3 separate regions of the Homo sapiens genome follow, and regions 1 and 3 are each linked to region 2. Evidence: chromatin loops called from intact Hi-C (ENCODE). Cell type or tissue: OCI-LY7. All regions are shown on one strand. Each heading gives the region's core, and the rest is flanking DNA. Links, peaks and the distances in the headings are about the cores only. Region 1 overlaps HRK (harakiri, BCL2 interacting protein). Region 2 overlaps RNFT2 (ring finger protein, transmembrane 2). Region 3 overlaps SPRING1 (SREBF pathway regulator in golgi 1).

Region 1 (9,957 bases), core at 2,256-7,255, 58 kb after region 2:
CTTCGCCCAGTGCTTGGGAGTGGCGAGCACGCCATAAAAGGTAGCTTTGATTATTGTGTAAAGCAGCAAGGACCAGTCTGTTCATGCTGGAAATGAGTCGAGATTGCAGGCTTTTTAACTGCCTTTACCAGATAGCAGGGCTCTCAGTAAATACTATATAACAATCTGCCAGCAAAGCTTGGGGTCACAGTGGTGACCTGACAAATCTGTTAAACATCGTGAACCAGACTGGAAAGGAACATTTCACATCATCTGCTTCCGAGCAGGACTGCCCCTCCACCATCCACAAGTCAAGTCTCTTCTGAGATGGAATTCTACAACTGGCACATTGTAGATGCTCAATCAATATATGCTAAATGAATGAATGAGAATTTAAAAAATAAACTTTCAGCTTAAGCTTTAAAATGACACTTTGACATCAATTTCCTCCCCTCATGGAACTTCCAGTCAGCTCCATGGGACTAAGAAGAGTGTCTAGCTGGTCCCCCAAACCCTTAACCAACTTCTGACCTTCAGAAAAGAAATGGGTATTGACACAGAAGAGCAAAATCTGTGTTCTGGTCAATGCAACTTGTAATATCAGGTGGACACTCAAAAAGTCCACAATGGTGAGCCACTGTCCCTAAAAGATACTTGTGTAGGAGGTGGGTGGGTGAGGACTCCTCTAATGCCCCAGGGAGGGAGAGTGATATTTTATCACTGTCAGAAACATAATAATAGGAGAACATGAGATCAGCTACATACATTGTGAAAACCAGTCACAGTTTCATTTTTCTGTGACAGTATTGGGTAAATCACCCTTTCCTCTCACCATCAAAACAGAAAAGAATCAAAATAAGAAGTGGAGGCTGAGCTCGGTGGCTCATGCCTGTAATCCCAGCACTTTGGGAGGCCAAGGCAGGTGGATCACTTGAGGCCAGGAGTTCAAAACCACTCTGGCCAACATGGTAAAACCCCATCTCCACTAAAAATACAAAAATTAGCCGAGCGTGGTGGTGGGTGCCTGTAATCCCAGCTACTCAGGAGGCTGAGGCAGGAGAATCGCTTGAACCTGGGAGGTGGAGGTTGCAGTGAGCTGAGCTCGCACCACTGCACTCCAGCCTGGGTGACAGAGTGAGACTCTGTCTCAAAATAAAATAGAAGAAGAAGAAGAAGTGGAAAAGAAGTCCCCAGTATCCAAATGAAGGCGGCTAAAAAAAAAAAAAAAAAACGAACAAAAAAACAGGAACTGGGCTCTAAGAGATGCGCAGGGCCAAAAAAAACCCAAAAAAAAACAAAACAGGAACTGGGGTCTAGGACATGCGCACGGCCTAGGACCATGGACAGCAGCCATTGGGGCCAATGGGCTCCCCAGAGAAACTTCCTACTCAAGCTACACCAATAACAAAGAGAATAGGAAACGGACCCCCAAATTTGAAGAGATTGTATTTGTTTGTGGGAGATCAGGTGGGGGTGAGAAGCTTCCAGAAAGGACTGGATCTCATTCGGAGTGTTGAAGTCCCGGGGGCTCCAGTCCCAGCGGTTCCTGGCTCCCCACTCTCTGAGAGCAAGCAGCACCATCAGAAATGAAGAGGCAAAAGTCTCTTCATCTCATTATGCAGCAAGCTACCTAAACGATGATCTCAGAGGCCTCCCTCTGCTTGTACGGTCACACACACACACACACACACACACACACACACACACACACACACACACTGCTGTCTGCTGAAACCCGATATGAGGTCTTTTTTAAAATTTATTTCAAAGCCTCCCTCCCTTTCTCTCTCTCTCTCTTCACAGACGCTCTGCAGTGAAGCTAATCAAAATCAATGACTCCTTGGCAGCCAGAGAAAAGTGGGGGAGCGGTGGAGGAGAGGGAGGGATGTTGCCAGCACTTTGCACACTGTGGAAATATTTTTTAAAAAACAAGAACCACCCCACTATCTCATGCAATCCAAGTAATACAACAGGAGAGATGGTGGAGACAATATATACATATATATCATGCTTCAATTTCCTAATACAAATGTCCATCAAGAAGTCAAATCTCATATAAAAACAAGCATTAAAAACAACCCCGTGTCAAAAATCGGGGCAGTCGAGAAGTGCACTCCAATGAATGATGTGCAAGGAAAGGTCAGGATTCGATAAATACGTGGTCTCTAATAAAACAGGAGAATATCTACAAGGGACTTGGCTGAGAAGCTCTATCAGGAGGTCGTGGGTGCCCCAGTTCTCTCAGCAAAGTGGCTTCATTGAAATCAAAATCACCCAAAATGCCAACCCCAGCGTTTGGAGTTTGTATCCTCCAGGGGAAACATCAAAAGCCAGTAGGCAAGTCGGGGCTGAAAAAGGGATCCTCTCACCTTTCATCTTCTCCTGTGTCTACAGGTGGTCAGCATGCCCCCACTACGATCTTGAAGGTACAGCCTTAAAGAAGCAGAGAACTGTGATTGGATACAGCTGTGTAGTAATGGACGCCCCTCCCCAGAAAATGGGGGGAGCTGGAAAGACCCTAGTCTGTGGCTAAGAAAGTGATTAAATAGAAGCAGTGACTGTATTTCATATTATTCTAATGAATTTGCCTTCTCTAAGTTCGTAGCTTTGTGGGAATATTACCCACTGCTCTCTGCAGTCCCCAGCTAAGCGAGGGTCCCCTGCAAACATCAGCTAGGGGGAGGGCACGAGTAATGAGGAGAAACACGTTCTCCCAAAATAAGCATTATTCTTCTTTTTTTTTTTTTGGTTTGCTGAGTTCAAAGCTGCGGGGTGGGGGAGTCTTCCCTGGCATTCAGCAGCCCTGGGGTTGCATTTCTCTTTAAAGGGCTATTTAGGAAAACACAAGGAACGGATTTTAAAAGGAAGACAGAAAGAAATCCAGCTCCCAGCTTGCAGCAGCACTGAGAGGTTGTACATTCTAAAGGACCTGGTCATTTACAGCAAAGCCTATGGAGGGATAATTCCCATTTCAGCCGCATCCACCTTAACAAATGTGGATCCCACTGCTGGCTTCTTAGAACTGTACAGCAAAGCCTGTGGGGGGATAATTCCCATTTCAGCCGCATCCACCTTAAACATGGATCCCACTGCTGGCGTCTTAGAACTGGAGCGGTGTCTGCTAACCAGCCTGCTGGACCCTCTGTCTATAGGTACCGGGTGGTGACCTGCAAATCCAGCCTTGGAGAATGACCGTCCGAATCTGCAGCCTGACACCTCGCCACCTCGGCTTTGAAAATGGCAGTGTGTGGTATCCTGCACAGAGGAAGAATACCTGCTTATGTTGGATTTTTCGAAAATGAAAGCAAAAAATAATCACTGCTCCCTGAAGAGTCTTTGCAGCCAAGTCTCCGTCCAGCACACATCTTTTTTTAGCCCTTCTAGAAACTTCTGAAAATAGTAGCTTATCCTTGGGGGGAAAAAAATCAGACCTCTGTCAATCAGTGAGATGCTGGTGCATTTCATTTAAATGGCCCACTCCCTCCCACAACATCCCCCGGTTATAAATCATCTTTGAACAGAATGTAGCCATTTCTTGGCTCTTTAATCCATAAAACCTAAACCCTGAAATCCCCTTGGGGAGTGGAGGAGGCTGTGGGCTGAACTCCGAGGACACTTTTGTGGGGGTGGGGGAGATAGCAACCAAGTCATGCATGAGGTCAGCTTTCTGCCTCATAACCAGCAAGCCTCTCAATGCCATCCTCCCTCCTAGACCCCAAGGTTTGCTCCAAACCACCTCTGGATATTCGTCCCCAGGTAGAAGAAGAGAAGAGACTCTCAAGTGGCACTTTTGCAACTTGTCCCTTAAAAAAAAAAAAAAAAGAATCTGAAACAGCAAAATAGAAATCTCTCTTGTCCCCTGGCCTTCCAAGTCTGTCAACAGAATACCACAGCAGCACCAGCAGGAACGCACTTAGCACCAGCAAAATTTTAAGTGAAGCACCAGAGACACAAAAATCCCATTTCTCTTGACGTGACAGTGGGATCTAGCGATCGACCTAGGTAAGTACAGAGGGAGAGGCTAGGACGAGTCAAGAAATGGAGGCATCCCAGACTGCCCCTACACAATCGGTCCCAAGTCCTCACTTTTTTTTTCTATCATGCCTTTTGCACTGTTACCTCTTATTCCACCAGCATCTATCCCCAGGCAGTTGGCCGATGCTGGGGCTAATTCCCACCAGTCTTTGCAAATAGTTTCTAAGTACACAGCAGGCATCTCTCTTCTGGCGCCCCAGACATTACAGAATATCAAAGTTCACATCGCAAGGTGCAGAAAAGGAAGGCAACCACGTCCTCAACAAGGCATGCACTGATACGTAATATTCATATTTTCTTTTTTTATATATATAGAGCTGTATGTAAATAGCATTGGGGTGTCTGTTTCTGCAGCTGGATTTCCAAAGGGCTTCCCCAGTCCCATTCTGTGTTTCTACGATCGCTCCAGGCGCTGTCTTTACTCTCCACTTCCTTCTCGAAGTGCCAACCGCGGCCTTTCAAGCTCTGGGCTCCCCCTCTGGAAAACGGGAACCAGCTTTCTCCAAGGACACAGGGTTTTCACCAACCTGCAGAAATAAAGATTGGTATTTTGGTCAGTGCAGACAGCTGCTGGGGGTGACGTCAGTGCAGTGGGCCTCTGCACGCTCAGCCCCGGATGTCGGGAGGGGGAGGAGGGAGGGGAGAGCTACTGGATGCAAAGCTCTGGTTTTGGAGGAAGGATGCCTCAAAAGCTAGTCTTGGCACTCTTCCCCTTACCAGAATCTCTGTCTATGTAGCAGCCTTCCCCAAATAGACATTTGTGCGTGCACACACACTCCCCTCTCTGCTTTTAGACCTAGATATTTACATAGGCATCTTCAGAGATGTTTTTAAAAAGAAGAATCTAGAGACACATGAACTTTTTGCTTCTCCAAATTCAGAACAGGACCTTCCTCGATTCATTTCATAGACCCAGATTCAAGAGAGAGTTGTAGGGCAGTCTCTGTTCTCTTTTGTTTGTTTGTTCGTTCATTCATCCATTCACTTATTCCCAAGTATGCCAAGTGCCATACTAGGGGCTACAGGTTCAATGACGTAATTCTTGCCCCTTGAGGGGCTCAGAACCAACAGGGAGATGGGAAGAAGTGGATAATGACAGTCCCATGTAAAGAGCACATGCAGTCTGGGGAAACGTGGTCTATAGGAGCCCAGGGGAGGCAGCTCATAAGGGAGACAAAGCAGACTCCTCAGAGAGAGTGGCAGGCCCCTGCTGACTATTGAAGAGTGCCAGGAAACTAACCAGGATAAGAAAATGAGGCATCCTAGGCAGGGCAGAAAAAACAGCCCATACCCAGGAGCATCCACCACAGAATGCACAAAATGTGTGCACAAATGCTCATGGCAGAATTATCCATAATAGCAAAATACGGAAACAACCCAAATGTCCATCAACTGATGAATAAACAAAATGTGGTCTTTCCATACAATGGACTATTAGTCAGCCATCAAAAAGGAATGAAGTATTGATACGTGAAGATGGATGAACCTTGAAGGCATCATGCTAAGTCAAAGAAGCCAGACACAAAAGGACACATATTGTGTGATTCCATTTATATGAAATGTCCACAACAGGCAGATCTTCTGGGACAGAAAGGAGAATGGTGGTTGCCTAGGGCCGGGGCGGATAGGAGGAATTGGGGAGTGATACTCATGCGCATGGGGTTTCTTTCAGGGAAACGAAAATTTTCCAAAGTTGACTGTGAAGATGGCTGCAAAATTCTATGTATACTCCTCATCATTGACTTGTACACCTTAAAAAGGTAGGGTTTTTTGTTTGTTTGTTTGTTTGTTTGTTTGTTTGTTTGTTTTTGAGACAAGGTCTCGTTCTGTTGCCCAGGCTGGAGTGCAGTGGTACGATCTCAGCTCACTGCAACCTCTGCCTCCTGGGTTCAAGCAACCTCTGCCTCCTGCCTCAGCCTCCCAAGTAGCTGGGACTACAGGTGCATGCCATCATGCCCGGCTAAATTTTTGTATTTTTAGTAGAGACTGAGTTTTGCCATGTTGGCCAGACTGGTCTTGAACTCCTATCTTCAAGTGATCCACCCACCTCAGCCTCCCAAAGTGCTGTGATTACAGGCATGAGCCACCGTGCCCAGACTTAAAAGGACAGATAAGGTGGCTATAAGTTAGCGGGGGAGATAAGAACGTATCACCCGTTATTCTAAAGCAGGTGGCATATGAACGAGCATGTGGGTAATACACACCAAGTGATATAGGAGAGAAAGTGGAAGGGAGATCACTTTATGGCTTCTGGGTTTGAAAAAGTCTGAGATGTTGACTTGCATGAACTGTAGCAGCTGGTACCCTTGACTTCTGGCTTCCTTCTGGGTTTGGCCAACAGGAGGCACTAATGGGAAAGTAAGATCAGGTGTTTGTTCCCCAGCTCCCCTCCCACTGGTCAGAGGTTGGCCACAGCCGCTGTCTGGACTCTGGTACAGTGACACCCTCCTGGAGACTCCAGGTCCCATTCCTTACCCTGGCACCTTCAGGCCAGGGTGGGAATAGCTCCCCTCTATGGCCAAGCCTGGGTACTGCATTCACTCTCGCTGGTTTCCCAAACCCTGCCCACGCCTTTGCTGTTGAAGCTGTCCTAAATTCTCCTCTGATTACTGAGTTTGGAAACACTTTCTGCCTCTTACTCGGGCCCTAATGGATACATCTGACTGCATGAAAGATATGAGTCATAAACACATGGACCCCATAGTCTATGTCAGCTGACAGTCACAAGGATCCAAATCAGTGACTTCAAACCTTTTGCTTTTTTTTTTTTTTTTAAAGAAACTGGGTCTCGCTCTGCCACCCAGGCAGGAGTGCAGTGGCGCCATCATAGCTCACTGCACCCTCGACCTCCTGAGCTCAAGCGATCCTCCCACCTCAGCCTCTAGCTGGGACTATCGGCATGCACCACCACATCTGGCTAATTTATTATTTTTATTTTTTCTTTTAGAGACAGGGTCTTTCTATGTTGCCTAGGCTGGTCTCAAACTCCTGGCCTCAAGCAATCGTCCCGCATTGGCCTCCCAAAGTGCTAGGATTACAGGTGTGCGCCACCACACCAGGCCAATTCCCCTTCTATCTCACGAGGGCACAAACACAGTAGGAACTCTGCATTGTTATGTAGCCACCATATATTTTCATAGAATATGGAATTAGTCATCAATCAACTCAATTGATAAATACATTCTAAATTTAGTTTATGAAACCAGCTTTTGTAACCCCTAAACATCTCTGTTGGTGTCTAGCCATAAACCTACAGAATGAAAGTCAGTGTAACCCTGCAGCATTAGCCTAAAATAATTATGCTGCCTTAAGCACAGGTGGGATGGAAGGAGAGACAGGAACACTTATTAAGTACCTATTATGCTATTGAGTGTGTGGACATCGTGCTAAGCATGGTTATCCGCACCAGATAAGGCCAGGTGCCTGCTTTAAATTTGCCTCCAGGCTTACTGGAAGGATATGCCATGCCAGAGACCAGTACTGTAAATGACCAATATCTGGAGGTGAACCAATAGCCTAGAAGTCAGAATGGGGTTACAATTACCAGGGAAGCTTCAGCGCGGACCCAGGATTTGATCAGGACCTAGAACACACACACATATTTTTTCCATATTTGGAAAAAGGAAGCGTGGCTTAGGTGGGGGAAGGGCCCAAACAAGACCAAGGACAGTGATAAGCATGGCACAAACAGGGAAGCGTGATGAGCAGGGAACTGTATCAGAAAGTTGTAGGAATTGAGGCCAGGTGCTATGGCTCACGCCTGTAATCCCAGCACTTCAGGAGACTGAGGAGAGAGGATTGCATAAGCCCAGGAGTTTGAGGCTGCTATGGGCTATATTTTATATATATAGGGTTTCTTTCTTTCTTTTTTCCAAGCAGCAGTAGTAATCGTGCAATTTAAAACTATTTTTAAAACATCAAGTCCATCAACCCCTGTGAGCCACTGCCCCACCCTTGGGATGTGTTCCCTTAAACTTGGCTCGTAAAGAATTTTCTCAGATGCTAACTCACAGCCAAAACTCGTGGCTGAAGTGATTCATGAAATACCTTTGAAAAAATGTCCCTGTTTCCATTTTTCATCCACCGTGTGAGGGGGGAGGCGGGCAGAGAGGGAGAACTTGAACCCACAAGGTCCTGCCTCCGTGGGCTGCAGTGATGTTGTGCCGCTTTGGGTATGGAAGGTGAAAGCTGAAAACCGTAAACCCCAGTGCAGCATTAGATGGGGCAAGAGGCTTATTCCCTTTTTCTGATGTCAGCAAAGAATTAGGACTCTTGGATTCCCTCCTAAGAGGCCCCAATTTTTAATTAAAAAAAAACCTTGGCCGGGTGTGGTGGCTCTTGCCTGTAATTCCAGCACTTTGGGAGGCCAAGGAGGCCAGAAGTTCGAGACCAGCCTGGGCAACATGGCAAAACCTCATCTCTACTAAACATACAAAAATTAGCCAGGTGTGGTGGTGCACACCTGTAATCTTCGCTACTCAGGAGGCTGAGGCACGAGAATCTCTAGAACCCGGGAAGTGGAGGTTGCAGTGAGCTGAGATCATGCCTCTGCACTCCATCCTGGGCAACAGAGCCAGACCCTGTCTCAATAAGTAAATAAATAAATAAAATTTAAAAAATACCTTTTTTGCCCTTGCTATTTGCACAAGTGATAAGTTACAAATTCAAACAGCAAAGAAGAATATAAAAATAAAAGGAAAGCCCCTTCAACCCAACCCTTAAGCCCCACTCCCTTTCCCAGAGGCAGCCAGTATTACCGGCTGGTTGTGTAGCCTCCCAGAGTATTTTCTGGTCATTTGTATACGCCATGTCTCTTTTTTGTTCTTTTCCTACCATTAGGTTCCCAGAGCCCAGCACAACGCCCAGCGTATACTAGGCGCTCAATTCATTATCTACTGAGGGAGAGTAAATAAGTGGCAAACGAATAAAGATGACAGGCTGGGTGTGGTGGCTCACGCCTGTAATCCCAGCAATTTGGGTGGCCGAGGCAGGTGGATCACTTGAGGTCAGGAGTTTGAGACCAGCCTGGCCAACATGGTAAAACCCCATCTCTACTAAAAATACAAAAATTAGCCAGGTGCGGTGGCGCACACCTGTAATCCCAGCTAGTCAGGAGGCTGAGACAGGAGAATCACTTAAACCCGGGAGGCAGAGGTTGCAGTGAACTGAGGTGGTACCATTGCACTCCAGCCTGGGAGAGAGAGCAAGATTCCATCTCAAAAAAAAAAAAAAAAAAGCAGTTTCTCGCATCTTCTGTCTTTGGTTTCAGCAGGTTGATTTTGACCAAGGAGTTTCAATGGTACCAATCATCCTAGTCCCTAAGACTTGAAGGAAGGACTGGGCATGGTGGCATGTGTCCCTAATCCCTGCTACTCAGGTGGCTGAGGCAGGAGGATTGCTTGAGCCCAGGAGTTTGAGGCCAACCTGGACAATATAGCAAGACCCTGTCTCAAAAAAAAAAAAAAAAAAAGACTTGGAGGAGAAGCTCTCCATGCAGAATCCTCTTGAAAAGAAGATTGCTCCGGTCCATGTTATCCCTTAAATCTCCATCTGTATAGTTCATGTCGGCCAGGTAGGAAGCTGAGTGCACAGGAGACTGTGGAAAGGAAGCTGAAAAGATGGCTAGGTTGTGATGTGTGAGGAAGGAAGAGGCCATTTGGCAGCCTCTGGAAGAAGTATTTGCTCTCCTTGGCCCAGCTCTCTTCTATCAGTGAACAGTTATCAATGCTATCAGCTACTAGATAGTGATTACTTAAAGTCTATGGAGAGAGACCTGAGCTCCTACCCACTAGGAACTTACGGCAGGTGGGCCTTGGAAGCCCAACTCGCTTGACTTTCAGAAGGGTAAGCAGTGAGAGTTGGGTAGTAGCTCAGCTCAGCACAGAATCAACGCCAAAACAAACAAACAAAAAATACAGACTCTTCTTAAGGCAAACTGTGGCC
Region 2 (9,957 bases), core at 2,548-7,547:
TTCTCCCGCCTCAGCCTCCTGAATCTGGGACCACAGATGTGTGCCACCATGCCCAGCTAATTTTTCATATATTTCTTTTTTTGGTAGAGACGGGGTTTCACCATGTTGCCCAGGCTGGGCTCGAACTCCTAAGCTCAAGCGATCTACCTGCCTCCGCCTCCAAGTGCTGATTACAGACATGAGCCACTGTGCCTGGTCCAATCATAACAGTACCTACATGTGTTAGTTTTCATTTACTGCCTAACAAATGACCACTGACTTAGTGGCTTAGAAAACACTCATTTATGAGTTCACAGTTCTGTAGGTCAGCAGTCCAGGTCAGCTTGATTGAGTTTTCTACAAAGGGTCTCACAAGGCCAAAAACAAGGTGTTGGCCAGGCTGGGCTCTTATCTGGAGGTTCTGGAGACAAGTCTACTTCCAGGCTCATTAAGGTTGTTGGCAGAATCAGTTCTGTGTGATCGTAGGACTTGAGGTCCTCCATCCTTGCTGGCTGCCATCCAGGTCACTCTCAGCTCCTAGAAGCCACGCTCCAGTCCTTGTACACAGTTGCCACCATCTTCAAGCCAAAAGCAGAGTGCTATTCTTGTGTCTGACATTTCTCTGACTTCCTTTTCCCCAAGCCCAAGAAAACTCTGCTTTTAAAGGGCTTAGGTGATTAAATTAGACTCACTGGGACAGCCTGCTAACCAACTAAAGGGTAACTGATTAGTAACCTCAATTATATCTCCAAAATCCCTTTTATCGTGTAGCCTGTAATATGATCTAGATGTGATATTTCATTACCTTCGTAGTACTGGGCATTAAGATGGGAAATTTTGCTGGGTGCCCACCGCACTATCTCAGAGGGTTGTTGTGAAAATGCAATTGCACATCTCTTAGTATGCAGTATTTATAAGTTAGCTGTGTTTTTTTTTAACAGCGGTTGTGTGTATTATGGAAGTTGTTTGGATTTATCAAGGATTTTTTAAAGGGATTCCTCAGCTGGGCACGATGGCTCATGCCTGTAATCCCTTTTTTTGGTAGAGACGGGGTTTCACCATGGGAGGCTGATGTGGGCAGATCACCTGAGGTCACCTCGTGTCTACTAAAAATATGTACCTGTCCCTTGGAACTTACAGTCCAGTGATGAAAATGATGGCCTGGATAATTAGGGGTAGTGTGGTGATACAGTTTGGATGTTTGTCCCCTCCAAATCTCATGGTAAAAAGTGATTCCCCATTGTTGGAGGTGGCGCTTAGTAGGAGTTGTTTGGGTCACAGGGGTGAATCTCATGTGAATGGCGTGGTACCCTCCCCAAGGTGATGAGTGAGTTATTGCTATATTAGTTCATGCACGATCTGACTGTTTAAAAGAGCCTGGCATCTCTTTTGCTTGCTCTCTCAACATGTGACACACCTGCTCCCCCTTCACCTTCTGCCATGAGTAAAAGCTTCCTGAAGCTTCACCAGAGGCCGAGCATATGCAGGTGCCATGCTCCCCCTACAGTCTGCAGAACCATGAGCCAAGATAAACCTCTTTTCTTTACAAATCACCTAGTCTCAGCCGGGCATGGTGGCTCATGCCTGTAATCCCTGCACATTGGGAGGCCAGGGCGGGCAGATCATTTGAGGTCAGGAGTTCGAGACCAGCCTGACCAACATGGTGAAGCTCTGTCTCTACTAAAAATACAAAAAATTGGCCGGGCACAGTGGCTTACACCTGTAATCCCAGCACTTTGGAAGGCTGAAGCGGGCAGATCACCTGAGGTCACGGGTTCAAGTCCAGCCTGGCCAACATGGTGAAACTTTTCTCTACTATAAATATAAAAAATCAGCCGGGCATGGTGGTGGTTGCCTGTAATCCCAGCTACTCGGGTGGCTGAGGCAGGAGAATTGCTTGAACCCAAGAGGCGGGAGGTTGCAGTGAGCCGAGATAATGCCACTGCCCTCCAGCTTGGGTGACAGAGCAAGACTCTGTCTCAAAAAAAAAAAATGGTTTAAAAATGCAAAAAATTAGCTGGCACTGTGGTGCGTGCCTGTAATCCCAGCTACTCAGGGGGCTGAGGCAAGAGAATTGCTTGAGCCTGGGAGGTGGAGGTTGCAGTGAGCTGAGATTGTGCCGTTGCACTCCAGCCCAGGTGACAGAGCAAGACTCCATCTTAAAATAAAATAAAATAAAATAAAATAAAATAAAATAAAATAAAATAAAAACCATTTAACAGATAAAACAGAGGCTCAGGGAGGCTAACCAGTTTGTGAAGGGTCACTGCTGGAAGGTGACAAAGTAGGACTCAACTCAGCTTGACTGGGTGACAATAAGAATAACAGCTGATACGTCTAGGATTCTCTTCTTGTTTGTGTATTTATCCACTGTGTGAAGTGCTTTATTTGCATGATTTCATTTGGTCTTCTCAGCAACACTCTGAGAAGGGAGGTGCTGTTATTGTTCCCATTCCACAGATGAGGAAACTGAGGGCCAGCAAGGGAATGCCACCCAGCAGTGAGCAGCAAAGCCAGGGGGTGCTGAGCCCAGGGGGTGCCCTGTCTGCCTGCAGCTGTTATTGAAGATGTCCCTTTTCTCACCGTCAGGTTTTACTGGAACAGAAGAGAAAGCCAGTGAGATACTAATCATTAGCAATGTTAATATTACCTGATATTTAGTTGGCTTTATGCTTTTACAAAATGTACCTCCCTTTCTGTTGCCAGGAAGATTCTAGAGCATGTAGCAAGAAAAGCAAGTAATTGTCTTTCTCTGCAGCCCTGTGGAATCGTCGAAAGAGCACATACTATACCCTAAAATTAAACCTAGATTGAAGTTCTAGCTCCTTCTGCCTCTGAGACCTTGATTAACCTCATTGAGCCCCAGTTTCTCTGTCTTTAAAATGGGAATAGCAGGACTTAACTCATAACACTGTTGTGAGAATTAAATTAAATAACACAAGTCAAGTGCTGGCTGGTTAGTTAATTATTGTCATTCTGAGGAAGATAAGAGCATTAGCAGCCATCTGTTTATAATTTAAAGTGAGTAAGAAAGTTAGAATCTAACCAAAGTCAGGATCGAACAGAATACCGTTTTTCAAACTATGTTTCTGGGCCCTTAGGGAGATGTTAATAGGCATTTTATTGGTTTGTTTGTTTTCTGTGGGGTTTTTTTTGTTTGTTTGTTTGTTTGTTTGTTTGTTTTTTTGAGACAGAGTCTCACTCTGTTGCCCAGGCTGGAGTGCAGTGGTGCGATCTTGGCTCATTGCCACCTCCGCCTCCCAGGTTCAAGCGATTCTCCTGCCTCAGCCTCCTGAGCAGCTGGGATTACAGGCACCTGCCACCATGCCCAGCTAATTTTTGTATTTGTAGCAGAGATGGAGTTTCGCCATGTTGGCCAGGCTGGTTTTGAACTCCTGACCTCAAGTGATCCACCTGCCTTGGCCTCCCAAAGTGGTGACTTAAAGGTGTGAGCCACTGCACCCAGCCTAATAGGCATTTTATAAAAAGGTGTTCTATGGTTAAATAACTTTGGGAAATGCTCTGTATATTATCCCCTACTCACACACTCACATAGTAAAGGCTCTGAGAAGTCCCGCAATAAAGAAATTCATTTCACTTTGTTTTCTCTGACACATTTCCAACTTATTAAGCATGGGACCCTTTTATTGAGGAGCACAGCATCTTGCAGACTCTAGTTCAGGAGTCGGCAAACTACAGGTGGGCCCACTGCTTGTTTTTGTAAATAAAGTTCTGTTGGAAACCAGCCATGCCCATTTATGTATGCATTGTCTGTGACTTTCACTGTACTGTGGCAGAGTTGAGGAATGATGACAGAGACTCTGTGGCCCACAAATCTTAAAATATTTACTGTCTGGTCCTTTAAAAAAAAGTCCGCTAAAACTGAAGTTAGTGTAAAGATGGGGGCAGACATTGGGAATGATGTAGCCACAAGACAAACAATGCCACCAGCCACCAGGAACTGGGAGAGGCAAAGAATGACTTTCTTCTCTAGAGTCTCCAGAGGGAATGTGGCCCAGCCAACACTTTGATTTGGGCCCAAGGAAACTAATTTTGGACTTCTGGCCTCCAGATCTGGGAGAGAATAAGTTTCTTTTGTTTCAAGCCACTCAGCATGTGGCAATTTCCTACAGGAGCTACAAGAAACTAATGAACAGGTGGGCCTGGCGCAGTGGCTCATGCCTGTAATCCTAGCACTTTGGGAGGCCGAGCCAGGAGGATCACTTGAATCCAGGAGTTCGAACCCAGCCTGGGTGGCATGGTGAAACTCTGTCTCTACCAAAAAAAAAAAAATTAGCCTAGCACGGTAGCATATGCATATAGACCCAGCTACTCAGGAGGCTGAGGTGGGAGAATCTCTTGAGCCTGGGAGGCAGAGGATGCAGTGAGCCGAGATCACGCCACTGCACCCCAGCCTGGGCAACAGAGCAAGACCCTGTCTTAAAAAAAAAAATCAAAAACAAATACACAGGTGTTTATGCCACTTGTATTTGTCAGAGAAGGAAGTTGGTCCATCTCATGAGCGACATTCACAACAGCAGAGGAAACACCTGGTCTTGTTATGCCAGCAGTGGAGGTTATAAAGTCCTCTGGGTGCAACCGACACCACCTGCCACGGGGGTGATGTTTTATACTCTCCCTCCTCTTGTTCCAGTTGTCATTAGTTGCCTGTATACATCTGAGATTTTTCATTTTTAGGTTATTTTTGAATATTTTAAAATTATAAAATATTTCAACTATACAGAAAATAATATATAATGGGGATCTCCACACCTACCATTGAGATTGAACCTTTTCCATGCTTGCTTCAGATCTTCCTCTTTCCTTTTAGAGAAATAAAAGCCACTCCGCTGACCCCACTTACATCCACTGTATTGTTTCCTGTCTGTATTAATCAGGGTATCCCAGGTGCTGCTGTCAACAACACCAAAGTCTCAAAGTTGTCACCCAACATTCTTTTCAGCTCATCAGAGTCCAGTGGAGGTTGGCCAAGGTGCTCTGCTCCAGGCAGTCATTTAGGGATCGTGGCTTCTTCCATGGAATGAAATCACCATCCCCCAGGATGTTCTCATAGGACAATTTCTCAACTTGAGGTGTATATAAAAGTCATCTGGAGAGCCTTGAGTAGCAGGGGGATGAGACCTCAGTCTCCACTGGAACCTCAACATCAGGGGGCCAATGAGGGAAGGGAAACTGGAGAATTACATGAAAGGTTTTTGGCCCAAGGCAGTGGTGCAGAACACTTCCACCCACATTCTTTCCTTGGCTAGGACCCAGTCAGAAGGCCTCACCTAACAGCGGATAATCTGGGAAACTTTTGTCTTACTGAGAGCCTGGGGGAAGATTAAGTGGGACTTGGGGAACCATGGCAGTATCTCTGCCACATCCTTTGAAATGTGTATTCCTTCTCCTTCCCTAGACGTTACCACTGGTTCCTTACTTTTACTACACATTTATGTCCATAAACAAAATATGGTGTTGGTTTTGGTGCATATCAAATTAACATAGCTTATATTCTACATACATCCTTTTGCAACTTGTGCTGTTACACAGTGTTGTGTTTTTGAGGTTTGTGTGTATTCTTGCTTCTCAAAGTGCAGTCCCTGGACCAGTAGCATGAGCACCTGGCAACTTGTTAGAAATGTAAAGCCTCAGACCCCACCCCAGACCTACTGATTCAGAAACTGTGAGGTGGGGCCAGCAGTCTGTGCCTTTCTAAATCCTCCAGATAATTTGAATGCACACTGAAGTTTGATAACCACAGATCTTTATTAATATGTGTAGCTCTAGTTCTCAGTTTATTCATTTTTCAGCAATATGTAATATTCTTTGGTTTATTCATCCATTCCCCTAACTCATGAGCAATTAGATTGTTTCTTTATTTTTTTACCATTATGTATATTACAGTAATGATCATCTCACTACATATGCACAAAAGTTTCTCTAACACAGCCATCTAGAAATGAAATTGTTGAATTTTAGGATTGAGTAGCTTTAGCTTTATCCAGAATCCCAAGACGGTTCTTTCTCGAGGCAGGCTGGGTGCGGTGGCTCACGCCTGTAATCCCAGCATTTTGGGAGGCCACAGTGGGCAGATGACCCCTAGGAGTTCAAGACCAGCCTAGGCAACACGACAAAACCTTGTCTCTACAAAACATACAAAAATTAGCCAGGCATGGTGGTACATGCCTGTAGTTCCAGCTATTCAGGAAGCCGAAGTGGGAGGATTGCTTGAGCCTGGGAAGTAGAGGCTGCAGTGATCCACGATTACACCACTGCACTCCATCCTGGGTGATGAAGTGAAACCCTGTCAAAAAAGAAAAAGAAGCTATAGCAATTTACACTTCTTCCAATGCTGGATACAAGTTGTTTTTTCTTGTTTTCCTTTAAGCTTTTCGCATTACTTTGAAATCCCTTATCTTCAAGGTGTACTAGAGACACATTATCAAGAAAGGGTTAAGACATTGTCTTTTTTTTTTTTTTTTAGAAGTTTTAGATTTAAACATGGACACAGAACCTGGCTCCATCACTTCCTCTATCGCCCACTGCTTGGTGGGTTTACTTCTTGATGTTTGATTTTTCTTTGCCTAACAGAGGTAATAGCGGGCAGTTCTCTCTTTTTCCTAATCTTGATGGGAGTGCCTCTAGGATGCCTGTAACAGACAAGGTTCGCCAGAGAAACAGAACCAGTAGAATATATGTACATAGATTTATTTTAAGGAATTGCCTTGTAGGACTGCAGGGGCTGGAAAGTCTGAAATCTGCAGAACAGGCCAGCAGGCTGAAAGCTCTTGGAAGGAGCTGATGCTGCATTTTTTGTTGTTGTTGTTGTTGTTTTTTGACACAGCGTCTCTCTCTGTCGCCCAGGCTGGAGTGCAGTGGCGCAATCTCAGCTCAGTATAACCTTCGCCTCCCGGGTTCCAGCAAGTCTCGTGCCTCAGCCTCCTGAGTAGCTGGGACCACAGGTGTGAGCCGCCACACTGGCTAATTTTTATAATTTTATTAGAGACAGGGTTTTGCCATGTTGGCCAGGCTGGTCTCGAACTCCTGGCCTCAACTGATCTGCCTGTCTCGGCTTCCCAAAGTGCTGGGATTACAGGCGTGAGCCACGGTGCCCAGCCCTGATGCTGAAGTCCTGAGGCAGAATTTATTCTTCCTCGGGGAAACCTCAGTCTTGTTCTTACAGCCCTTCAGCTGATTGGATGAGGTTCACCCAGGATATCAAGGAAAATCTTCATTGCTTATGTCAACTGATTGTAGATGTTAACAACATTTACAAAATGCCATCACAGCAAAACCCAGATCAGTGTTTGATTGCATAACTAAATACTACAGCCTAGCTAGCTGAATCGAGACATTAAACTAAACATATAGTCCCCCTTTAAACAAGAGGGCAGCTTTGAAGCTGGCGCTGATGTTTTATCATGTTAACAAAGTATTCATCTTGGCTGGGTGCTGAGGCTCATGCCTGTAATTTCAGCACTTTGGGAGGCCGAGGTGGGCAGATCACTCGAGGCCAGGAGTTCGAGACCAGCCTGGAAACCCCATCTCTACCAAAAATACAAAAATTAGCCAGGCATGGTGGTGCATGCCTGTAATCCTAGCTACTTGGAAGGCTGAGGCATGAGAATAGCTTGAACCTGGGAGGTGGAGGTTGCAGTGAGCCCAGATGGCACCACTGCATTCCAGCCTGGGTAACAGAGTGAGACTGTCTCAAAAAAAAAAAAAAATATATATATATATATATAGATAGATAGATAGATAGATAGATAGATAGATTCATCTAGTTTAATCTAGTAAAATGTTTAAAATTAAAGATGGTTGTTATGGCCAGGCACAGTGTTTCACATCTATAATCCTAGCAGTTTAAGAGGCTGAGGCCAGGAGTTCGAGACCAAGCCTGGGCAACATAGTGAGACACCTTCTCTATAAAAAAAATTAATTAAAAAATTAGCTGAGCACGGCGGTGCACACCTGTAGTCCCAGCTACTCGGGAGACTGAGGATCCCTTGAGCCTGAGAGTTCGAGGCTGCAGTGAGCCATGGTCATGCCACTATACTCTCCACCCTGAGTGATACAAGAGACCCTCTCTCAAAAAAAAAAAAAAAAAGCTGTTGAATTTGATCAAAAAGCATTTGATTTTTCTCCTTTCATCTGTTGCTATGAAGAGCTGCATTATTAGATTTTCTATTAATCCTTACATTCAGTGAACCCCTCTTGATCATAACCTCTTATTCTTTGAATGTACTTCTGGATTCCGTGTGCCACTGTTCTGCTGGGATTTTTGCTCCTCATTTGTAAAAGTTCTTAAGTGTTCCTCTCCCTTTTTACATGGCTTCCCGGAAATGGCTCCCGTCACTTTCACTTAGATCTCATTGGCCACCACTCAGTCACACTTACCGCATGGCAGGCTGGGGAGTGTCATCTTGTGGCTGGGTGCCAATGGCCCTAAGCAAAGATTGAGACGCTTATTTTGAAAGAGGAAGGGGAGAAGGAATATCGGGAGGCACTAGCAATCTCTGTACCGGGGTGATTATCCCTTGTCTATAAATGAGAGACTGGAAGCTCAGCAAGGTGTGTTCACTTATCCAGGGTCACACAGCAAGTCTGTGGCCAGGCTGTGACTTCAGAGGCCAGGTCTTCCAGATGCCAAGGGAGATGCCATTAGGGACCCGTGATAGTAATAAAGTAAGAAATATTAGATGATAATACGACGGAGTAATAATAAATATCCAGTGTCCCTAGTACTGGTCTAAATGCTTCATTAACATGAACTCATTTCATTCTCACAACAATCCTATGAGGTAGACACTCTTAATGCCCCCAATTTGCAGATGAGGAAACTGAGGCACAGAGAAGGTAAGTGACTTGCCTGGGGTATGTAAATGACAGGGCTTAGACTCTAAGACTCTTAATCACTGCATGATTCTGCCTCTCCCCGCACCATTCCCCACTCGCACTCCCCTGACCCAGAGACTGCAACTCAAACAGCAGCAGCCACTGCTCCCTGTGCACCTGCAGAACCATCGAAACTGCTCCCACCAACCCAGGCACCATACACCCTTGTCCCCAGCCTCCTTACATCCTCTTCCCTCAACTACCCTGGTACCCTCCTTTTCTGTCTGTGGGGCCTGCACCTCACTTTTTCTTGAGTCTGTGTTTTTGTTTTGAGATAGGGTCTTGCTGTGTCACCCAAACCGGTGTGCTTTGATGCGATTGTGGCTCACTACAGCCTCAAACTCCTGGGCTCAAACGATCCTCCCACCTCAGCCCCCTGAGTAGCTGGGACTACAGGTGTGCACCACACTCAGCTAATTTTTTAATTTTTTCTTTTTAAGACAGTTTCGCTCTTGTTGCCCAGGCTGGAGGGCAATGGCACGATCTCACTACAACCTCCGCCTCCCAGGTTCAAGTCGTTCTCCTGCCTCAGCCTCCCAAATAACTGGGATTACAGGCGCCCGCCACCATGCCCAGCTAATTTTTGTATTTGTTGTAGAGATGGGGGTTTCACCATGTTGGCCAGGCTGGTCTCAAACTCCTGACCTCAGGTGATCCACCTGCCTTGGCCTCCTAAAGTGCTCGTAAGCCACCACACCTGGCCTAATTTTTAAGTTTTTTATAGCAACGGGGTCTTGCTGCATTGCCCAGGCTGGTGTTGAACTCCTGGCCTCAAGAAATCCTCCTGCCTTGGCCTCCCAATGTGCTGGAATTACAGGTGCGAGCCGCTGCATCCAGCCTTCATGTTTTGTTGCTGTCCTTGTGTTTTGTTTTGTTTTTCCCTTCACTCTGCCCCCTGGGAGACTCCCAAAGGCTACATTCTGCCACCAAGGGACGCAGCAGGGACAGGGCCCCAGCAGGCACCTGGGATTTCCCACACCCCACCCTCTACTGGATGAAGATGGTGGGGAGGTTTTGGGTGATTTATTTATTTATGTAGTCCCGCCTGGCTCCACACCCCCCAAGCTGTTGTTCCGCCAC
Region 3 (9,957 bases), core at 2,923-7,922, 95 kb before region 2:
GAAGGTCGACCAATGACGTGTTTAAAACAGCTGCAAGGATCGGATGAAATTTGCAATTGGCTTGAGCTTGAACTCCAGATAATCTCCAGAATAAAGACATGGGGGTGGGAGTTAAAACAAAGAACTTGATGCAAATTAGGGTCAAACAATGATCCCCTTATGGCACATCCATTCCAAGGAATATCTTCAGTCATTAGAAAACCAAGTGGTGGTCTGAGCACGGTGGCTCATGCCTGTAATCCCAGGGCTTTGAGAGGCTGAGGCAGGCAGATCACTTGAGGCTGATTCAAAACCAGCCTGGCCAACATGGCAAAACCCCATCTTTACTAAAAACACAAAAATTAGCCGGGCATGGTGGCATGCACCTGTAATCCCAGCTACTCTGGAGGCTGAGGCAGGAGAATCTCTTGAACCTCAGAGGCAGAGGTTGCAGTGAGCTGAGACCACACCACTGCACTCCAGCCTGGGTGACCCAGTGAGACTCTGTCTCAAAAAAAGAAAAAAAGAAAAAAAAATTAGACAAATTGAACTTCATCAAAATTAAACTTCTATGCTTCCAAGAACGCCATCAAAAAAGTGAAAAAAACCAACCACAGAAAGGGAGGAAATATTTGCAAATCTGATCTAGAATATATAAAGAATTCTAACAACTCAAAAATGAAAAGACATAAAAGCTAATTTTAAAATGGGCAAAGGATTTAGATACATCTCTCTCCAGAGAAGATACACAAATGGCCAATAAGCACATGAAAAGATGTTCAACATCATCAGCCATCAGAGATGTGCAAGTCAAAACCATCCTGCGATAGACCCCACTTTACATCCACTAGGATGGCTATAATTTTAAAAAGCAGACAATGACAAGTGTTGGCAAGGATGTGATGAGAAATTGGAATCCTTGTACATTGTGGGTGGAAATGCAAAATGGTATAGCTGCTTTGGCAAACAGTCTAGTAGTTCCTCAAAAGGGGAAACACTGATCAAATTTGACCCAGCAATTCCACTCTTTCATATCCCAAGAAAACTAAAAACATAATTCATGTCCACGAAAAACTTGGACATGAATTTTAAAGCAGCATTATTGGCCAGGTGTAGTGGCTCACGCTTGTAATTCTAGCACTTTGGGAGGCCAAGGCGGGCAGATCACTTGAGGTCAGGAGTTCAAGACCAGCCTGGCCAACATGGCGAAACCCTGTCTTTACTAAAAAAAAAAAAAATACAAAAATTAGCCAGGCATGGTGGCACATGCCTGTAATCCCACTATTTGGGAGGCTGAGGCAGGAGATAACTTGAACCCGGGAGGCAGAGGTGGCAGTGAGCCAAGATCGCACCACTGCACTCCAGCCTGGGCAATAGAGCGAGACTGTCTCAAAAAAAAAAAAAAAAAGAAATAAAGAAAAGAACAGAAAAAAATCATTATTCATGAGAGCCAAAAGCGGAAACAATCCAGATGTCCATCAACAGATGAGTATTTTAACAAAATGTGGTATAGCCACACAATGGAATACTATTCGGTCATACAAAGGGATGGAGTACTGGTCCATGCTACAACATGATTGAACCTTGAAAACATCATTTTAAGTGAAGGAAGCCAGACACAAAAGACTCTACTAAAAAGACCCTGTCTCCACTAAAAATACAAAAATTAGCCGGGCATGGTGGCATGTGCCTGTAGTCCCAGCAACTCGGGAGGTTGAGGCAGGAGAATCACCCAAACCCGGGAGGTGGAGGTTGCAGTGAGCTGAGATTGTGCCACTGCACTCCAGCCTGGCTGACAAGAGCGGAACTCCATCTCAATCAATCAATCAATCAATCAATCAATAAAATTGATAGTGGTAATGGATGCACAACTCTGTGAATAAAGTCATTGACTTGTATACTTCAAATGGGTGAATTGTAAGTAAATTATATCTCAATAAAGCTGTTACCAAAAAATCAAATGCTAGACTATTTAACATGGAAAACCATTCCCATTACATTGTTAGGTGAAGAAAGGGAGAGAGAGAGAATGGGGCCCCAGGGCTGCTGGGTTCCATAGCTCCCTGTGAATGATGGCCCTTGGAGATGCAGAATGAAATGTGGGATTTCACCCCTCTCCATGATCCATGCATGCGTGGTGGAAATTGACTCTGGCTGCCCAACTCCGCAGTGGCGTGCAACTCACTTTCTCTCCAACTCATCCTTCAAAGCCCTTTAAGGGATATTTGGTTACAACATGGTAAAATATAATGAGATTCCAATTTTTGTTTCTATTAAATATATTAATATATAAGCGCATGTGTGCATGAAAATAGATACACATCAAAGGATAACAGTGGTTGTCTACAGGTAGAAAGGTTATGGAGCTTTTATTTTCTCCTTCATATTTGTATTGCTCTAATTTTCTGTAATGCAGTGTATTAATTTGCAATTAGAAAAATATATATATGTATTTTAAAATGTGTCTATAACCCCAACACTTTGGGAGGCCAAGGTGGGCAGATTGCTAGAGTCTAGGAGTTCAAGACCACTTTGAGCAACATGGCAAAACCCCGTCTCTACAAAAATACAAAAAATTAGCCGGGCATGGTGGTGTGCACTTGTAGTCCCAGATACTCCGGAGGCTGAGGTGGGAGGATCACTTGAGCCTGGGAGGTTGAGGCTGCAGTGAACCGTGATCACACCAGTGTACTCCAGCCTGAGTGACAGAGCAAGACCCTGTCTCAAAAAAAAAAAAAATTAAAAGATAAAAATAAAAACATATTGTTTTATTCTGTAAGTCTTCTCTGCCTGCCTCACTCACATAGTAACACTCCTTTTATCCTCACATTTATAACCCTGTTTAACAGGTAGTGGCATAATTGCTTATCTTCTCCAACAGACATCTGAAGACAGATATCATTCCTAATTTATCATTCCATCCAAAACCCAGAAATGCCTGCCTTTGATATGCCTGGTGAACATAGTACGCATTACCAAATACTAAGCAGTATCTTCTGTGTGAAGCCTACATTAAAATTTTATTCAAGACTTTGTACCCTTTGAGGAGACAGTAATACAGTCCCTTCAATGCTTTATATTATCATGAAGGATTATTTCCCTTTTTGCCCTTGCTGCCAGGAAGCTTACTTGCATCAACTGTGTTGCTGGCTTACAGTTGCACATCTGATTCTAACTTTCTTCCTTGAGTCTAATGTGTGGCATTTCCTCAACTTCTTTTTGAAAATAAACCAGCTACACTCAGTGTAGCTCTATGCATGAGGTAGGAATAAATAAATAAATAGTGGCTACTCTGTTGAGGATAAAATATTTTCTTTGGAAATCCAAAGTGGTATTTTATCCTAAGAGGGATGGTAGCATCAACATCTAAGGGTGCTCAGGCACAATGTGTCCAGAACCAGAGGCTTGGAGCAACTCAGTTTTAAGCCCCGGAAGGGATGAAGCATCTTCCAGTTCTGTATACTCCCCAAGTACCTACACAGAGCTGGGCGAAGAGTAAGCACCCTTTAAATACCTGCTGCGTGAATACTCAGGGCTCAAAATTCCGTATCCTTGCCATGCAAGGGGTCACAAAGTTTAACCCAGGGTTTCTCAGCCTTAGCACTTCTGACACTCAGGCCAGTGAGTTCTTTGTTGTGGGCTGGTTGTCCTGGGTGTTGTGGGATGTTGAACAACATCCTTGGCCTCTACCCACCAGATGCCAGTAGCACCCCTGCACATAAATTTTTTGACAATCAAAAATGTCTTCGAACATTGCCAAATATCCCCTGGGGGCAAAATCTCCCTCTGGTTAAACAGCATGGGTTTTTGCCAGGTGTGGTGGCATGGGCCTGTAGTCCCGGCTACTTGGGAGGCTGAGGTGGGAGGATCACCTGAGATCAGGGATTGGAGACCAGCCTGGGCAACACAGCAAGATCCCATCTCTAAAAAAAAAAAAATTAAAAATTAGTCAGGCATGGTGGCTCATGCCTGTAGTCCCAGCTACTCAGGTGACTAAGATGGGAGGATCACTTGAGCCCAGGAGTTCGAGGCTGCAGTGAGCAGTGATTGTGCCACTGCACTCCAGCCTGGGCCACAAAGCAAAACTTTGTCTCAAAACAAACAAACAAAGAAACAAAAACAACAACAAAATGTCTTCAAACATTGCTTGAAGTGGGTGGTGTAAAATCTCCCACTGATTAAACAGCACTGGTTTCAAGCAACACCTTCCAGGTCCTAGAAGCCACCAACTACAATTCTAGAATACCAGGGCTGGAAGGACCCCATGCATTATCCTGTTGACATCCTTTCATAGACAGGCCAATGGGCCCAGAAATAAGAGACTGAGGCACAGCCCCTGCCCACAGGAAACAACAAAGGGTGATCAAAACGTGCCAAGGCAACGCGCTGCCCCGGCCCTGCTTGCACGCAGATTGGAGTTGCAGGTGGCTCCTCCATGTCATGGTGTAAACTTGTGCTAAAATTAACCTGAGCGTCTGAGACTTCCTCTATAAAATGACAAAAAAGAACACCTGGCTGGGCGCGGTGATTCATGCCCTGTAATCCCAGCACTTTGGGAGGCCAAGGTGGGCAGATCACCTGAGGTCAGGACTTCAAGACCAGCCGGCCAACATGATGAAACCCCATCTCTACTAAAAATACAAAAATTAGCCAGGCATAGTGGCATGCACCTGTAGTCCCAGCTACTTGGGAGGCTGAAACAGGAGAATCGCTTGAACCCGGGAGGCAGAGGTTGCAGTGAGCAGAGATCGCGCCACCGCACTCCAGCCTGGGTGACAGGACTCCATTCCAAGAGAAAAAAGAAAAGGAATGCCTGGCTGGGTGCAGTGGCTCACGCCTATAATAATCCCACCGTTTTGGGAGGCTGAGGCAGGCAGATCACTTGAGCCCAGGAGTTCAAGACCAGCCTGAGCAATATATCGAGATCCCCATCTCTACTAAACATTTTTAAAAAATAACTGGGTGTAATGATGTGTGCCTGCAGTCCCAGCTACTCAGGAGGCTGAGGTGGGAGGATCACTTGAGCCTGGGAGGTTGAGGCTACAGTGAACCAAGATCGCGCCACTGCACTCCAGCCTGGGTAACAGAGTGAGACCCTGTCTTGCTCTCTCTCTCTCTCTCTCTCTCTCTCACACACACACACAAAAGAAGAATGCTGGTCTCTGAAGATGGGGATGGGACGCTGCACGTGCAGAGTGGCACATGGCAAGTGCTTCATAAATGTTTTTCTTTGTCTGAGTATGAATGGTTAAGAGGCCTATCCCACTTTTCGTGTTGGCGGAGGGTGCAGGAGGAAGAAGGGGGTAGCTGTGAGTATTTATTTAAGCCTTGGGTCTTCTCTGCACCAGCAGCATGCCCAGTTCCCTCTTCTGCAAGGGCTACTTTCCTGAGTCCCTGTTCACAAAATCGCCCGGACCCAGGAAAGAGTCCTGATCTGTCATCCCCACCAGATGGTTCTCATCTATAGAAACAGCTTCATTGTTTTCAGGAGAGAGAGCTCCACGCAGGCACGGGGCCCATAATCTCTAGACAACGATCACATTGAGGACAGAAAACCTATGGCATTGGTGCCACCAAGTGGCACAGAAAGCAATTGTCGGTGTCTGTGCCACCCGCGCTGCCTTGCTCTCCACTTTCCATCTCTCCATCTTCTCCTCCTTCCCTTGAAATCGCACCGCAAGTGTCATTTGACTACACTGCCATCCTTCGAGGTCTGAAAGGGCTGCAGTGAGAAGAAAGGGCTTTACGATCACATGTGACTCGGCTCTGTAGTTCCTCCCCGTGCTAAATCAGGTCAATGAGCTGATTTGTGTCAAATAAATTAGCCCAGCCGGCTGCTAAGCTGCTCCAAGCCTATCTGTCTTGGGCTTCCAGGTTGGCATTTAGCAGGCTGCAGGCACAGCCCAGGCAGGTATGGATGCCACGGACGGAGCTCGAGGAGCACGCCCTGAAGTGCTGCCCAGATGCAAACCTCCCGGGAGAAACTGAGTCCAGCACGTGCCTAGGGAAGAGAGCACAGTGGATTCCAGCTCCCGACATCCTGCTGCAGATGCCACGGAGCATTTAGGAACATCTTTAGAAACTGAAGTCCTTTATACCCTCGAAAACCACCATGTAGACCAGCAGCTTGACAGGGCGGAGCTGGCTGGTGCTGGGGGAAATGTGGACTGCCTTGAGCTCAAATAATCTTACAACACCAGGTAGCCAGTAAGACGGTCCACAGATCCTCCCCTAGCCTTTTTATATTTTACATTTCTGCATTTAGCAATTCACTAAAATAAATGACAGGCTCAGGAGATCTGGAGTGCAGTTTTCCCGATCTCTGCTCTCTCAGGAAAGTCGAGTCACGCCGAGAGACACCCTGCCGTGACAGGTTTCTTCAGCATCCCTAATGCAGGTCAACTCCGGCCGCGACAAATGCCTATAATTTATTTGTGCAGAACAAAAAGACTTCCTTCCCCACTGCATAAAATCAGACAAGGAAAAAGCAGGCAAAGCTAAACTCCTGTGCAATTATGAAAGGGTTTTAACCTCTAACTGGGCTTCAATCTTCCAGGCAGGATGATAGAAGTGGAAAGTGCGCTTGCCTGCTCTGCAAATGAATTCGCTATCATTGGATTAAATCAATCTAACAGGAGCTAATTATTTTAAAATAATATGGACAGCAGGGTCCTACCTTTATTTACATACAAATACAAAATCCACGTTTATATACAAAATACAGGCAAAACGCTCCAGCGGAACTTTAATTAGTGGTTATCTCTAGGGGCTGGGAATCTAATTTGGCACAATTTAATTTCTTTGTAAGTTCATACATTTTAAGGTTTCTGCCTGGTAATCACAAAAGCAGAGAAAGGAAAACCTTTTACTGAGCTGAGCAATGCCTGTAGAAGCCCTGCTTAGTAGGAGTTCCAAGATGCTCTGTGTATCTCAGGTGAAGCACACCTAAATAATTGAGCACTGCATTAAGGCTCAGAAACGTAGTACCGTTGTGTGCTTCTCTGCCAAAAGGCAGCTATTTTTATGACAGAAAACACAGCAGCTGTTTTCACAGGTGCAGGGCAGCAGTACATGGGAAGTTGGTCCCAGCAGAGAAGGATATGGTGTCTCTTTAAAACTGGAGGAGGAAGAGGCAGAAAATGGTGAGCCCCAGTTGAAATCTGCAAGAGAGAAGGAGGAAGCCCTGGTTTGGAGAAAAACGGGCTCCAGATGGCTGGGCTACATTTGTCCTGTGAAAATCAAAAGCCTGGGACCCAGCCGCTGGGATACGAGGGCTCTGGTCTTGCTTTAACAGCCAGGGGGACTTTTGGCTTGTTACAAAAATTGGAATTTGGATCTGCAAGATACGCTAGCCATCACCCTTAATTGACAAATGAGGAAACCAAAGCCGGAGAGGGTAATTTACTCAAGGTCATTAAGGTCAGTGCTCTTGTCAATAAAATTAGGATATTGCTCACATACTTCATACTGCTTTTGTTACACACACACACACACACACACGCACACACAGAGCCAATGTATGGAAACATCCCTGAGAATATATAATGTCATCACATTTACTATTCAAATTAGCATCAACTGGTCAAATATTTATTCAGGTAGTAACTTACTCAACATTTCTATCTTGACATCCCCCAGTACAACTTAATACAATGCCCCAATCCCCACAGGACAGGACAACACTCTCTCTCGCTCTCTCTCTTCCTTAAGAATAGTGAGATGTGGCCAGGCGCGGTGGCTCACTCCTGTAATCCCAGCACTTTGGGAGGCCGAGGTGGGCGGATCACGAGGTCAGGAGATCGAGACCATCCTGGCTACTAACACGGTGAAACCCCGTCTCTACTAAAAATACAAAAATTAGCTGGGCACGGTGGCGGGCGCCTGTAGTCCCAGCTACTCGGGAGGCTGAGGCAGGAGAATGGCGTGAACCCAGGAGGCAGAGCTTGCAGCGAGCCCAGATCGTGCCACTGCACTCCAGCCTGGGCGATGGAACGAGAATCCGTTTCAAAAAAAAAAGAATAGTGAGATGTGACCAACATAGCCTGGAATCTTAAATTACTGATAATGGTGATTTCTCATTTAGACAACACTTTTTTCCCCTCCTCAGACAGGGTCTCACTCTGTGGCCCAGGTTGGAGCACACTGGCGCAATGACGGCTCACTGCAGCCTTGACCTCCTGGACTCAAGCCATCCTCCCGCCTCAGCCTCCTGAGTAGCTGGGACTACAGGTGTGCACTACCATGCCTGGCTCCTTTTTTTTATTTTTTGTAGAGACAGGGTCTCCCTATGTTGCTCAGGCTGGTCTCGAATTCTGGGCTCAAGCAATCCTCTCACCTTGGCCTCCCAAAGTGCTGGGATTACAGGTGTGAGCCACCACACCCGGCTGCCAACACCACTTTCGATTTTGGGATAATCTGGGTGCACAGTGATCAGAAGCTTACCTACCCCACGTTGCATAAAAAAAAGTATGAATTTAAAAATTCCAAGAGTAAACTACCCTATGAAAACCTCTGGCAGTGCTGATGAAAACACATTTCTGGTAGTGATATGTCTTGGTCCCTCTGGTCTCACAGAATGTGTAGTCCTGAGAAAAAATAAACCTGGACTCTTGGTAAAATATTTGAATAATTAACTGCTTTGCTCATTGGTTGTAACTGGCAAGTCATTCTCTTTACTACATTAAAGTCTGCACTTTCATTTTACAGACAGTCCTACAGTTCAACTCCAACATCAGGGACTGAGTCGTACACAGGAAGATCACTGAGTAGGTTCTGTGGAGACGCAGTCGGCCCATATGCACGTCACCACTCGGCTCCCAGCTCAGGTGCAGACCAACGGCGACCACTTGCTCCACTTTGCTCTGTGACAGCAGACGAGGTAAGGCATGTTGCAGATACATGCTGAATATAGGGATGCCTGTACACAAAACTGCACTCATGCTGTGATAACACGCAAAAGGTCACACACTGGAAGAGCCTTGCCCAACGAACGATAGACTAACAGGCCAGAGGCGGGGAAAGCTTCTCGGAGTCCCACTATCTTCTTTGTTTTTATTGCTCCTACTTACTTATGTGATACCTTTTTAGTAGAATGACTAGTTTTCTAAACAGAACCTGTAATGACAGGCTCACATTTCTTCCTCAACTCCCACCTCCAAAGCCACTCCATTCAAAGAACTGCTGGTGAGGTGCTGGGGAGTCAATCCGTCGTAGAGGGGAAGCGTTCTACCCCTCCAGATCCTTCTGCAGACAGGAGGGTGTCTGCATTCGGCGGAGTCCAAGAGTGCGGTGAGGACACAGTGGCAAAGGAATAATGCCATTCCTTGAGGCAGCGCTGGGCTAGTAGAGACCTGTGAGGAAGTAATGTGTCCTGTGGGGATTTCAGGGTAATTTAATCAGCAGCACTTCAGCAGGGTAGAAAGCAAGGGCGGGGAAAAATAATGAAGTCAGCACTCAGCTACCAGGAGCTCCTCTGTTCAATCTAACGGGGAGATATGACCCCAGAGCAGGGCTTCCCTCCCTCCACCCGGCTCCCACTTCCAGCCAGGTAATTCTGTGTCGTGGGGGCTGTTGGGCACCATCCCTGGCCTCCCTCCACGAGTGCCCACAGTACTGCCCTCCTCCCCACCTGTGACAAAAATGTCTCCAGACATTGCCAAATGTTCCCTGGGGGGCAAAATTGCCCCTGTTGAGCACCACTGCCCTAGATGAACTGGAAAAGTTGGTTTGTGAATATGTGAGCTTAGTTGTTTCTAACACAGGGCTGAAAAACAAGAGAAGGGGACAAAGGCTGCTTTCATATAAAAATGTACTGTAGTAATCAGTAAGAAAAAGAAACAACATTGGCTAAGTCACGAATAGGCATTTCACCATATGTACATGATAAATGGCCAATCAAAATAAGGAATGGGGCTCATTCTGCTGGAAATTAAATACATTCAAACAAGAACAGAGATCCATTAGCAAAATGTTTAAAAA

The links. Peaks named below come from ENCODE experiments on the same cell type or tissue, not always from the same donor. Only the 100,000 strongest peaks of a DNase experiment are listed, where the experiment ranks them.
Region 1: it touches region 2 in a loop (8-fold over the local background); 7 of 110 quality-filtered maps call a loop at or near these places.
Region 3: it touches region 2 in a loop (11-fold over the local background); 4 of 110 quality-filtered maps call a loop at or near these places.

The regions. Positions count from the first base shown.
Region 1 is chr12:116,856,926-116,866,882 of GRCh38, forward strand. It overlaps HRK (harakiri, BCL2 interacting protein), which reads right to left. Exons shown (of 2, transcript NM_003806.4): 2 at 1-4,541. Among named protein-coding and RNA genes, the nearest start is that of HRK, 20 kb to the right of the region's middle. RefSeq lists an enhancer at 6,559-6,853. In OCI-LY7, for the core only: CTCF peaks have their summits at 6,489 and 6,710; DNase peaks (open chromatin) are centred at 2,336, 3,625, 4,666 and 6,546; H3K4me3 peaks cover 3,375 bases; H3K27ac peaks cover 4,197 bases.
Region 2 is chr12:116,798,674-116,808,630 of GRCh38, forward strand. All of the region lies in intron 7 of RNFT2 (ring finger protein, transmembrane 2), which reads left to right. Among named protein-coding and RNA genes, the nearest start is that of RNFT2, 65 kb to the left of the region's middle. In OCI-LY7, for the core only: no CTCF peak of the experiment used is centred there; DNase peaks (open chromatin) are centred at 3,718, 4,538, 4,878 and 5,618; H3K4me3 peaks cover 2,666 bases; H3K27ac peaks cover 5,000 bases.
Region 3 is chr12:116,703,550-116,713,506 of GRCh38, forward strand. SPRING1 (SREBF pathway regulator in golgi 1) reads right to left here. Exons shown (of 5, transcript NM_024738.4): 5 at 6,622-9,957. Among named protein-coding and RNA genes, the nearest start is that of SPRING1, 30 kb to the right of the region's middle. RefSeq lists enhancers at 4,273-4,322, 5,623-5,802. In OCI-LY7, for the core only: a CTCF peak has its summit at 5,576 (motif pointing left); DNase peaks (open chromatin) are centred at 4,412, 5,152, 5,532, 7,012 and 1 weaker place; H3K4me3 peaks cover 3,518 bases; H3K27ac peaks cover 4,943 bases.